Regions from separate parts of the Homo sapiens genome. Here region 1 is linked to region 2. The links are chromatin contacts, found by Hi-C or POLR2A ChIA-PET in ENCODE. All regions are on one chromosome and are shown on one strand. Each heading gives the region's core, a stretch centred on a gene start or an enhancer-like site at or near the end of the contact. The rest is flanking DNA. Distances are from core to core; before and after follow the strand shown. Region 1 holds the start of KIRREL3-AS1 (KIRREL3 antisense RNA 1). Region 2 overlaps KIRREL3 (kirre like nephrin family adhesion molecule 3).

Region 1 (6,166 bases), core at 434-2,933, 69 kb after region 2:
GGCGTGCACTGAGTGACTCAGGCAGGCTGGTCTGAAGCACGAGGTGCCTTGGTCTTGCTCTCTGAGCCTGCATGGAGAATCACAGCTCAGACCTGGTGCTTATAGAGGAGTCTTCTCATGGTTCCTGGAGTTGTTCCCAACTGGACACAGACCATCTTGGGGCAACGTCCTGGGTTTCTCCCCTCTTGGAGACCAAATACAATCAACTCTTAATTATCTTTGTTAGTGGAGAAGAGCAGGGTGTGTATAATCTAGAATGATGGACAATCCAAAACAGTGAATAATCCTAAGTAACATTCATTTTCGACTTTGGAATGCATTTTGATATTCACATTTGAATATGGATATGTTTGATGTTCTAGGAATTTTTCATACTTAAAAAAAACACTCAACCCAAGGGTGGGGCTCCCTCTCTGCCTCCTACTCAGCTGAGGGGAGAACATCACCTCTGGGACTGGCCCAAAGCTACAGTCAGGTGCACCCCACCTTCCCCATCTCCTGTCTTTATGGCTCACACCTTATCTAGGAAGGGAGGGGGATATTAACAGATTTTGCCTTTAAAGGACTTTTATTCCCTTTGGACCTTATGCAAATAAGAGTAAAATAAGAAGCTGTGAAATGTTAACAGAGGACTTCATTAAGCAAACTTGGTGATAGCATTTGCCAGGAATGGGGACAATTTGCCAACAGATACTTGAGTGCTGACTATATATGTGTCCTAATTAAAAAAGTGATACTTCTCACTGCCCTGGGATTGTGGGCCGTCTTCTGGTGGGTTTGGGATATTAACCACAACTAACTCCGATACAAAGCACTTCACATACATTATCTTACCTAATCCACCTTCATAGCACCCCGTGGAGCAGGTCCCATCATCAGCCCCCATGTAGAGACTTGAATATCACAGCTCCAAGCCAGATGTCCCCCGTGAATATACCCTCCCAATTCTGCCCTATTCTACTCCACTCTGCCTCTCCTGTCACCCCCCAAACAGAGGCCCTGCAAAGCCTCAGCTGGTCTGCATCAATCAAAGAGAACGAAGCAAAACTAACTTGCCATTACTGCCCTAGTCTCTCTGATTGTTGGAAGTAGAGATGTTTCAAGGAGAGGTTTTGTGCTGGAAGCCCCTTGAAAGGATGGAGAGGGAGTGTGAGGACTGCCGGAGACGCCCAGCCTAGGAGGGGAAGCTTTCTGCTTTTCCAGCAGGACAGAACTCCTTAGAAGCAGGTGTAGCCCTGGCTCATATCCACCATCCTGAGAAATAGAAAATCTTTCCCATTTTACGGACAAGGAAACTCAGAGAGGTTAACTAACACATCCAGGGTCACAGGGTGTGGTAGAGGTAGGGTTTGAGCCATTTGACTCCAGGCCTGGCTTTTTTTCCCCCAACAGTAGCCGGTCAGCAGAGGGTGTTTGATCTGTGTGGTTTCCTCTTCAGAAAGCAGAGACTCACTACTGTGCCCCCTACCTGCCCCCAGCTGAGCTCCAAAAACAGCTATAAAGCTGATGGGAAGCCGATAGGACAGCCCCTGCCCTTCCTGAAGACCACGGAAACCTCTCCCATGGTGCCCTTGGGGCTGAGATCAGCTCTGTCACCAATACTTCAGGGCAAAAGTCGTTGGCACCACTTTTAATCCTAATCCTGTGTGGCCTTATTCAGAAGCCCTTTGCAAAGGCCGATCCCTAGCCATAGCTCTCTCTGCTCGGCCTTGGGCTGGGTGAATAATGACTTCCATTTCCTGCCCTGCTGGAGCCTTGGGTCTTTGCCACTGCCACCGTGGTGCTGAGCCACTTATTTGTTGTGAGATGACCCAAGGAGGACCAGCCGGTACCTGCTAGGCCCTTCTGCTGGGGCACGGGGTCAGGGGGCAGCACATGGGCATGTGGCCCCACTCCTGTCTGCTCCCCAGGACAACTCTATTTTCCAGCATGGAGTGCCCCTGGAGGTGGCGACAGCTCCTCTAATAAGAGAGTTACTCATGGCTTCACTGGAGAGAAGAGAGCAGCTTTCAACCCCCCTCTCCTAAACGCAACGATATTTGGTAACATGCGGCATCTTGGGGAGAGCATTCATGTCTGTAATTAGTTACTGTATATCACGGTTAGTACTCTGCTCAGAATTTACGGGGCAAATACCATTTAACTGCACAATAACTGCAGGTCCTTGCTGCTTATTGGGTAATTTACTAAGGCTGGAAGAACGGGGCAGGAGGGATTCTGAATGGGAGGTATTGTAACCCCTTGAATCAAACTTTATGAGTTTGGGTTTGGCAGGGAGGCAGCTGCTTGCAGCCAGTTCTCTTCTCTTTGTTTTGCAGAGTTGGCTGGCAGACTGCTTCCTTCCCTTGATTTATTGCAGGATGATAGGTCTGGGACTGGGGGTGGGACTGCCCGGGGCTACCTGGGGCTATGGAAGGGACTTTCCATAGAGGGTCTTTGGCTGAGAGTCTGCAGCAGGAACCCAGAGTCGGTGTCCTGGGGGCTCCATGCAGGACAGCAAATGGGCCCTGTCATTTATTTACTCCCTCCACGGGGCTGCTTTTTGTATCTGGGCCAGTGGGTGGAGAGTGCAGGGAGCTGTCCTTGGTTGGCAGCATCAAGATAATCGCCTAAGCCCTTTCTTCTCTTGCAAGTCCGTTGCTGCCTGGGAAGCAGCCATTCCTGGACACTTGGCCGACATTCCTGGCCTTAATCTGCTTGAGCAAAGTCTGTCTTTGTTTGGCCATGCACTGTCTAAACTCCTCTAACCTATTTAGGCCACAGAGAGGGGAGAAGACACAATAATGAAAAACTCAACGTGCAACATTGCCTTACGCAATCTAATAAATTACTTGGTACCCGGCTGCCAGCTCAGACTAAGCCCAATATTGCCTGCAGTAATTATTTGGATCAAATGCAGTTTATCTGCTTCATATTTGTGCTTCTGTGCTCAGTGATAACTTATAAATGTCATTGTGGTGTTTATTTGTTATAATGAAACTTAATGGCATTGGAAGCCAAGAGCAGAACTGGTGGGGCGGCAGGTTTAAAACAATCTCTTCATCTCGGGAGAAGGAATGAGCCAAGATAACATGAAACTGCCCTATAGGGAAGAGATTTGCAGAGATAGTGGTGTCCTCGTGCTGTGTGGTGGACGGGAGTGAGCCAGGAGCTTTGAGCTGGCACCAAGGGGAGCCGTCTTTGCCTCCAGAGATATCTATCTGGATCGGGGAGACATGGCTGAGCTTCACCCTGCACTGCCCCATCTGTCCTTGCTGCTTTCAGGGGTGGGAGGTGTTCAGTCTTTATACCACCTGATGCCTGCCTGGGATAAGAGATGAATAGGGATGGAAATTAGAGTCCCTGGGCCAGGCACGGTGGCCCACGCCTGTAATCCCAGCACTTTGGAAGGCCATTGAGGGAGGATTGCTTGAGCCCAGGAGTTCGAGACCAGCCTGACAACATGTGAGACCCTGTCTCAATTTTTAAAAATAAAATAAAATAAAATAAAATAAAATAAATAAAATAAAGAACTCCTGGATGACTGCATTATGGAGAACAGGCCTTCAGGGAGAAGGAAGGGAGCAGGGTTGGAGAATAAAGGAGGATATCATGAGGGCCCAGACAGAAGGTGGCAAGGCTTTCTCTTCTGGTTCTGGAGGGCATTGGTGGTAGGAAGCACAGAGCATGAGCAGAACAGGGAAGAGCTTTCAAGGGTTGCAGGGCAGGGCCCCCACTGGCGCTGCAGAAGTACCTGAGGCAAGGGCCATTTAATGTAGAACTCAGGGTTTTGGCTTCATACAGTCCTGGGCTCTGCTATTTCCTAGCTGTGTGGCTTTGGGCAAGTTATTTGTCTTTCCTAAGTTTCATTTTCTTTATGTGGAAAATGTGAGTGATAATAGATACCTCTCAAGATTCTGGTGATGATTAAATGAAGTGATGTGTGTAAAGTAATGACTGTGGTGTTTGGCACACAGGATATATGATAAATAAGGGGCTGTGGCAGTGATTGGCACATAGTAGATGTTCAATAAATGTTGAATGTATCCATGAATAATAACACTTCCCACTTGTGTGCATTACAAAACCCTCCTCCAAACAGCTGAGCTTGGATTTAGACCTCACAATTGTTCAGGGTTGATCTTCTCATTTTACAGTGGGAAATGGAGGCCCAGTGAGGTTATGGTAACTTGCCCAAGGCTTCCCAGCTGGTAGATGGAATGGGGTCTTAGTTCTCCTACCTCCCAGGGCAAGGTTGCTGCCACCAGTCCACCCTGGACAGCTCCCAATCTGTGCTGGGAGACTGACCTCATCCTTCCTGATGAGCTGCCCCTGCTCCTTGGAGACCAGGCACAGAGCCTGTGCTGACCTCCCCAGCACAACCTGGGGGCAGAAGCAAGCGGGCCGCTTTCTGTCCATTTCATCTTAATACAACATTCAGCATTCACTCATAAAATATTCATTTTCTCTCCTCGGTGACATGCTCATGCAAGTCTCCTAACATCATAAATATGGATGAAGACTATTAGTCATTTTTATTTATCTCACTAGCCCCTTCCCTCCCCAGCACACCTTTTGTCTTGATCTCAGCACAAATGGGACTGAATTGGGGCTATTAACCCGGATCTCTGATAATAAAGCCTTGCATCCTGTGGTGCTTTATACTTTTTTTCAAAGCATCACGCAATCGTGATGCATATTTTCTCCTTACAACAAATGCGTGGAGGAAAGAGGGCTAGCATCATGAGTATACCCATTTCGCAGATGAGAACATAGAGGTCAAGAGAGATCAAGGTCAAAGTCATATACTGAGACAGGAACAGAACTAATTTTTAAAAAACATTATTATTGTTATTTGTTTGTTTGACCTCCAAGGAAAGGTTCTCTGGGACACTGAGTGTGTTTGCTTCACACAAATAAATAATCTGTATAGTATTTTACAAGTTTATAAAGAGTGTTCACCCATGTTACTTGGTGGGTCCCCACAAGGCAGGTATGATTTACTCTTGTTTGACAAAGCTCACACAACCAGTTAGTGGCAGATCTGGGCTCTAAAACATTATTTCCCAAAGTGGATTTCAGGGACCACTAGTCCTGACACATGCTGCAGGAAAAATGTTTTGTGGTCAAATGAGTTTGGGAACTCTGTGAGTCATATCCCCTTTGGGTGGCTTACCATGGCCTTTGGTGTATTAGTGTCTCTGAGAAGTTCTGCAGGAAAGACTCTCATTTTGTTAGGTCTCATGTAGCTTCTCCCCACCGTGTCTAATCACGAAGGCTGCATCTGACGGAAAACCTATTAACATGCTACAGAAATGCTGCCTGTGTGTACGCGTGATCCCTCCTCCCCCGTGTGTTTGGAGGCAGTGAGGATTAGAGCGTGGCTGGGAGAGGAGCGTGCAGGGGTAAGGACGGGGTAGGGGACCCACTGCTGGGGACTACTAGAGCTGAAGCTCCCCTCCTCAGGCTGTGTCCTCTCTTTCCCTCTGGGCAGTGCAGAAAATTCACTCAATATTAGGCACAGTCAGCCCAGCCCATATCTGGGGCAGGATCAGAGGGGCCGCCTGAGTGGCGGAGTGGGGGGTCTGTGGTCAGTGAATGGTGGGAGATTTGGGGACGGCAGTCCTTGGCCATGGGGAAAAATCAACAGGGACCCACAATAGGGGCTTAGTCAAGTCTGCCCTGGACGATGGTGGGGAAGTCACCCTATCCTCGTCGCCCAGACACAAAGCTCCCGAGGCAGGGTGGAAGTAAGAAGGCCAGGCTTTGGCGTTCAGCTGGCTTACTCTAACATCTGTGTGCCTTTAGGTGATGATCTAATCTGTCTGAGCCTCTGTTTCTTCCTCCTCAGAATGTGGATAACACTACCCACTTTGTGACGTGGTGAGGATTAGATGGTGCAAGTGTGCAAAAGTACCCTCCTTGGCCCTCGTCTTTGTGTGTCAGCTCCATCTCTCTTCCCCTGCTTTTTTGGAGCCCCTCAGTCAGAACAAATAGCTTCCCACCTCCAGTCCTCCACGAGCCTGTCATCTGTACCTCTCTTTAGTTCTCCCATCGCCCTGCCTTCTGCCATTTTATTATATGCCCATCTCCCCAATGGACCTGAAGTTCTCTGCAGGCTGCTGCTGACTCTCTCAGTGCCCACTTGTATCTGCAGGCCCGACCATCCCGCGTCTTCAGGCCAACC
Region 2 (6,305 bases), core at 3,212-5,711:
CAGGGAGTGAGTTGCCTGAGGTTATGCAGTGGAAGCTGGAACCCAGGCCTGCGACTGCCTGGCGCTGCCGTTCCCGTCACAGGCCCAGGAGCATGGATCGGGTCCCCCGCCCTGCTGTGCAGTAGTATGGTACCAGGCTCTCCGAGGGGCCTTCACAATGTAGACAAGGATGACATGTTGAGCTCAAGGTGATCCTGGGACAGGTCCAGCAGAGTGACCCTGACCTCTCTCTCCACCTGATGGCATGTGTCCTCTGCAGGACATTGACTCTGCTAGGGTCCAGGCTGGCCCAAGTTCAGGGAGGGACAGGACAGGTGCTCAGACTGGAAGGAAAGCCCCTATCCTTCCTTTTCATTCTCCTCTGGACAACTCTCTCTCTGTGTTATATCCTTGTATTACATAACAGGACAGGGTGGCTTCAGCCCAGGACATAAGGGAGAGGCTTGTCTTCCAAGAGGCAGCCATCCCTCCCTCCCCCTGGACTTGTGTCTGAGGGAAGGAGTTTGCCCTGGGTTCTGGCACCAGGTGCTGGGTTCTTTGATCGGCAGCCCTGGAGTGACCTCTTGGCAGGTGGTCAGTTTGGGACAGGAAAGACACACCCTCAGAGTGGGGACGGGCCTGCCTCACATCCTCGGATGACCAAGGCCCTGCTTATCTTTCCAGGATTGCTTAGAGGACTGGTGGGTAGGGGGAACCAGGCCGTGTATTTCCCCAGTCTCTGAGGACAAGGAAAACCCTCAGACCTGAGGCGAGCGGGCGTTCTGGAGGCTGGGCCCCCAGCTGCGGAGCTTGGGGGACCGGCTTGCCCTAGGAGGAGCATGGGCAAGGGCAGAGGCCAGGGTGTCAGGAATTGTGGTTCCAGGCCTGGCACTGCCCACTCCACCACTGAGAAGGACAGTCACTTCCCCACCAGGCCTCAATTTTCTAGCTGCAGACAAAAGAGGTTGGCCCAGGTATACTGTAAGGCCTCATTCATCTTAGAGGCTCTGTGGTACATTAACCCCATCTGGGACTCTATGCACAGTTTTGTTGAGTGGAGTTTGGTGGGGGCTGTTTAAAAATGTACCCAGAATTTTGTTTTTATTCAGGTAGAGGGAGGCCAACAGATCAGGAGACAACTGCCGTTGAAAAGACAGTTTGCGGCCGGGCGCAGTGGCTCAGTCCTGTAATCCCAGCACTTTGGGAGGCTGAGGCAGGTGGATCACCTGAGGTCGGGAGTTTGAGACCAGCCTGACCAACATGGAGTAACCCCGTCTCTTTTAAAAATACAAAAAAAGAAAAAAAAATTAGCTGGGCATGATGGCACACGCCTGCAATCCCAGCTATTCTGGAGGCTGAGGCAGGAGAATCACTTGAGCCCAGGAGGTGGAGGTTGCGGTGAGCTGAGATCACGCCATTGCACTCCAGTCTGGGCAACAAGAGTGAAACTCTGTCTCAAAATAAATAAATAAATAAATAAAATAAATAAAAAATAAAAAAAGAAAGAAAAAAAGAAAAGACAGTTTGCTACTCATAGTTCCCAGAGGAAGGGGAGGCCCCAGGGTCAGTTGGGGCTGGGGTGGGAGGTGTGGGGAGAGTGTGGGCACAGCCTCTGTTGTGGCTTGCTTTCATAGGAAGGAATGGTGAGGTAGGGTTGGTGGCTCAGCAGGTTTAGGATTGGATAGCTTGAATAATTTCCCTGGGCCCTGAGCTGTAGGGGTGGTCTGATGTGTGGCCCTGGGGAGATTTAGGGTAGGGGTATAATGTCCTGGACTATGGAGCCTGATGAAAAAAGGCTGTGGGGGCCTGGGCTCTGGATTGGTTGGTCTGCTTTGATATAAAGCCTGCTTGCTATCTCCAGGAATTAGCTTACCCTGGTCCTTCCCTGGGTCTGCAAGGCCCCAGATGTCAAAGCATCATAAAATACACAACATTTTAAAGACACAATTAATACGGGGGCCAGTTCAGGGTGCTTCCAGCCCTTGGTATCGTGTGTGAATTAGAGACCAGAACCCCTGTTGGTAGACACAGCAGGGCAAGGGCTGTTGGGTAAGGGATCATGGGCTGGATTTCAGCCCTCCCTGGCCCCTGAGCCAGGCACCTTGGAGATGGTGGAGCCTAAACGGCTTCACCTGGCAGCCCTGGAAAGTGGCCAGATTTAGCAAATAAAATACAGGATACTCAGTTAAATGTGAATTTCAGATATATAATGACTGTCTTCTTTAGTATAAGTATGGCTTGTGAGTATGTCCAATGCAGTATTTGGAAGATACTTACATTAAAAAGTTATTATTTTTCTGAAACTCAAATTTAACTGGGCATCTGTCTTAGCCCAGCTGGGCTGCTATAACAAGATATATAAACTGGGCGGCTTATAAACCACAGACATTTATTTCTCACTGTTCTGGAGGCCGGGAAGTCCAAGATCAACGCAGATTTGTTGTCTGTTGAGGGACAGACACCTGGTTCATAGATGCCCTCTTCTCACTGTGTCCTCACAATGTGGAAGGGACAAGGGGTCTCCCTCAGGCCTCTTTTTTGTAAGGGCACTGATCCCATTTATGAAGCTCCACCCCCATGACCTGATCATCTCCTAAAGGCCCCACCTCCTCATACTTGGGGGTTAGGATCTTGACATAGAAATGTTGGGAGCCACAAACATTCAGACCGTGATTGCATCCTGCATTTTATCTGCACCCCTAGAACCTGGCCACTACTGTCCCTGAGTCTCCTCGTCTGACCATGGCCTATTGTTAGGGTCTTCCCCAGCAGTTACCCTAGGACATAGAGGAGAGAGAGAGAGAGAGAGAGAGAGAGAGCACAAGTCAGATAAAAGGATGGACACACATACAAATGAGTAGGAGAACCACAGCATGAATGAGAAAAAGTGACACAGAGTGAGAGAGCAAAAAAAGATACAAGGAGACAAAGAGTGAGAGAAACCAAAAGGGGCAGGAGAGAGGGACAGCTGCAGAGAGACAGGGCAGCTGGTTCCCTCCCCATCCAGCCCCCATTATCCCCCCTCTACCTAAGCCCAGCCCCTCCCCAGCAGCCCCCCACCATCCTCCTCTCTACCTAACCCCCAGCCCCTGCCAACCAGCCCCCCACTATCCTCCCCTCTACCTAACCCCCCCAGCCCCTCTCCCCAGCCCCCACCATCCTCTTCTCTACCTAACCCCCCAGCCCCTCTCCTCTTAGGCCCCCATCTAGCCCCCCGCCTAACCCCCTCTCTACTTAACCTCCACCCCTCCTAGTCCCCTCCTAATCCAGCCCCCGCTCCTTTAGCCCCCTCCTTACCTAGCCTCCTCCCCATCAACTCCCTGTCCACCTAGCCCCCTCCCCACCCACTCCCCTTGAAGCCCGTCCACACCCACCCCCTCCCCTCCAGGCCTCACCTTGGAGTAGGTGGCCCCATTGATGACCTCTCCCTTTCGCAACCAGATGATGGAGGCTGCAGGCTTGGCATTGTCTGCGTGGCAGGTGAGGTTGAGAGGGTCCCCCGCACGCAGGCTGATCACAGGGCCCCCCAGGATGACGGGGTCATCAGGCGGCACTGCGGGGAGAGAAGCAGTGAGGTCAGGCCGAGGCTCCCACCTCGGGCAGGACGGCAGGCAGGCTGGGAGGATTTTGTGGAGATGGCAACAAACAATAATTATCACACATTAATAAAACGCATCGTCCGCTTGTATCGTAATGATGAGAGCAGCACCCACAGTGATCCCTGACATGTGCACTGCGTGCTTACAGTGGAGGATATTCCTGCCAGTCATCGCATCCCTGCTCAGGACCTGCCAGGAGGGGACAGGGCCAGCAGCCTCAGCCTGCACTCCCAGACCCAGAAGCAGAGCTCTGTGGCCCAGGCGATGTCTGTGGCTGCTTTTTAACTTCTTTTTCCTTTTTTCGAGATGAAGTCTCTGTCACCCAGGCTGGAGTGCAGTAGCATGATCTCGGCTCACTGCAACCTCTGCCTCCCAGGTTCAAGTGATTCTCCTGCCTTAGCCTCCCAAGTAGCTGGGACTACAAGCACGTGGTACCATGCCCGGCTAATTTTTTTTTTTTTTTGTATTTTAAGTAGAGTTGGGGTTTCAACATGTTGGCCAGGCTGGTCTTGAACTCCTGACCTCAGGTGATCTGCTTGCCTTGCCTCCCAAAGTGCTAGGATTACAGGCCTGAGCCACCATGCCCGGCCAACACCTGGTTAATTTTTGTATTTTTAGTAGAGATGGGGTTTCACCATGTTGGCCAGGCTGGTCTCGAACTCCTGACCTCAGGTAATCCACCCGCCTCAGGCTCCCAAAGTGCTGGGATTACAGGCGTGAGCCACGGCACCTGGCTTTTCTTTTTTCTTTAAATGAAGCACTGTCACACCTGCTGTCTGAGTTAGTCCTCACAACAGTCTGGTGAGGTCAACATTACCACCCCAATGACACAGATCCGGAAGCCGAGTTCCAGCAAGATTAGTGACTGGCTCAAGGTCACATGGTGGCAGAGCCAGGGCTGGAGGCCAGGCCCAGGGAACCTGGGAGCACCAGGCCGGCCCCTTCCCTGGCAGGGAGCAGGGTACAGGGCAGCCCTTCACAGTGGAGCCAGCGCTTCGGAGGGCTGTGTAAGCGCTGGCATCTCCTGAGCTCCTCACTCCTCCAGAGCGGCTCCAGCCCCTTCATCCCCAGAGGCAGCCTGATTCTCTCCTGTCCCAGCCTTCCACTGCATTTTGTAGTAGGGTCAGAGACGGGTGGCTCCCATCAAGGGATCCTGAGTGCCAGGAAGAGGGCCATCCGCGTCGGAGCACGGTCTCCGCAGTGCCCAGCACAGAGCCCTGTGCTGGGGAAACTCCACTGACATTTGCTGGCCCCACTGGGGTCACCCTTTGATTCCGATGAGGACCATGGGCTGAAGGATGGTGGATGATCATGGTTTGGAGGAGAGGCCCAGAAATCTGAAGTACCTTGCCTAGGACACAGGGCCTTTCCCATGCTTGTGCTTGGGGACACGTTGAGAGTCTCAGGCCTCTGCTGCTCCCTGGACAAGCCACAGAAGGGACAGGAGGTGAGGCGACTGTCCTCTGAGGAATCCCTGTTTCCCTTACCCCAGGAGGAGCTGGGCCCACCAGCTCTGGAGGCTGAGAGAGGCCCAGGGCCTCTGGACACATCAAGACGTGAGCTGTCTGTGTACACAGCAAACACAGAAGGGGTAGTTGGATAACGGGGGCGTGGGAACCTAGCACAAAGGGTCCTCTCTGCCTGGTGGCCAGAGAAGCCCGCCCTTCTATGCAGGCTCTGTGCTCGGGGCTCTGGGCTGGAGAAGTTCAGAGCTGAACAGTCACAGCTCCGGGCCCGTCCTGACTCCACTGGCTCAGCCTTCCAGCCTCAGCCTGCATGGGAACTTCCCTCCCCTTCTCAGGGGATCGCCCCGTCAGCCCTTCTCCTAGTCCACTCCGGCTTCTGTGAAAGCTCCAGGAGGGACAGGAAGCCCCAGTGGGGGCCGGTAAGAAGCCAAGAAGCAAACCTTCAGAACAGCTGCCTTGCCCTCCCTGCCCGGCCTTGGAGGCCTGCTCCCACACTAACAGCACAGCAGTGCCATTTCCTGAGGAACAAGCAACCTCCCAGGGCTTCCGAGAAGCCATCACTGACCCCAGGGGCAGCGAGCCCCGGACTCCACCGAGATCCTGGCTCAGGAACAGAGTCTGCCTCAGGCAACCCTGCCTGGCCCTGGGCTCTTGAGCCGGGAGGAAGCAGGCATGAATGGGATGGATGGAGAAGACGACCCCCCAGCCGCCCACCCCACACCCTTTCATTAGTGCCCATGGGCCTCCTTGGGGTGGGCCTGGCCACAGGGCAAAACGGAGGCGGCTCAGGGCTTTCCACCAAGTGGGGGTGGGTGCAACCACTTGTGGAGGAGGGGAATTGCATCTCCACGCGGTGAGTGGGGGACTTGCAGCAGGAAGAGCAGGGCTCAGAGGTGGCCAGCCTTCACCCTTCTTTCTTCAAGGCAGCCTCCCCGACCAGGATGGAGGAGCTCGGGCTCCATGAGCTAGCTGAGGGCCTGGAAAAAGAGCCACGTGGAGCCCTGGGGACAGCCTGGATACCTGGGGCCTCAGCCTTCCCAGTGACTGTGGAAAGTGCCTGAGAGCAGAGGGTGGAGCAGGAAGCCCCTTCTCTCAGGGTGGCTTCAGGTGCAAACGTGAGAGCTCGGAGGATCTGGGAACTGACCGCTCTCCAGCACGGACATTTACTGGGCCTTGGACAGGGGTTTGAAGCCTTGACTGCATGCTCCTCTGCAGAGGTTTTAAAACCTCACTGCGGGCCACACCCTGAGCAGCCAAGTCC

Evidence for each region. Hi-C counts contacts between places; a loop is a spot of excess contacts on that map. ChIA-PET counts read pairs that join two places held with the same protein, here RNA polymerase II (POLR2A). Pooled maps may share reads with other maps.
Region 1: a loop to region 2 is called in a pooled map, with 4 times the contacts of the local background. The contact joins the promoter of KIRREL3-AS1 here to the enhancer-like site in region 2. A Hi-C loop is called at or near these places in 1 of 168 maps with a recorded cell type or tissue (endothelial cell of hepatic sinusoid) and 1 of 50 pooled maps. POLR2A ChIA-PET finds 5 or more read pairs at or near these places in 3 of 52 experiments (OCI-LY7, WTC11 and activated B cell).

What each region holds. Positions count from the first base shown.
Region 1 is chr11:126,542,144-126,548,309 of GRCh38, forward strand. KIRREL3-AS1 (KIRREL3 antisense RNA 1) reads left to right here and starts at 1,684. Exons shown (of 2, transcript NR_174952.1): 1 at 1,684-2,101. All of the region lies in intron 2 of KIRREL3 (kirre like nephrin family adhesion molecule 3), which reads right to left. RefSeq lists enhancers at 1,322-1,828, 1,829-2,333.
Region 2 is chr11:126,469,935-126,476,239 of GRCh38, forward strand. KIRREL3 (kirre like nephrin family adhesion molecule 3) reads right to left here. Exons shown (of 17, transcript NM_032531.4): 5 at 3,375-3,532. Among named protein-coding and RNA genes, the nearest start is that of KIRREL3-AS1, 71 kb to the right of the region's middle. Within about 2 kb of position 4,462, at least 6 of the 41 ENCODE cell types and tissues checked have a DNase peak (open chromatin) inside an H3K27ac peak, as active enhancers do.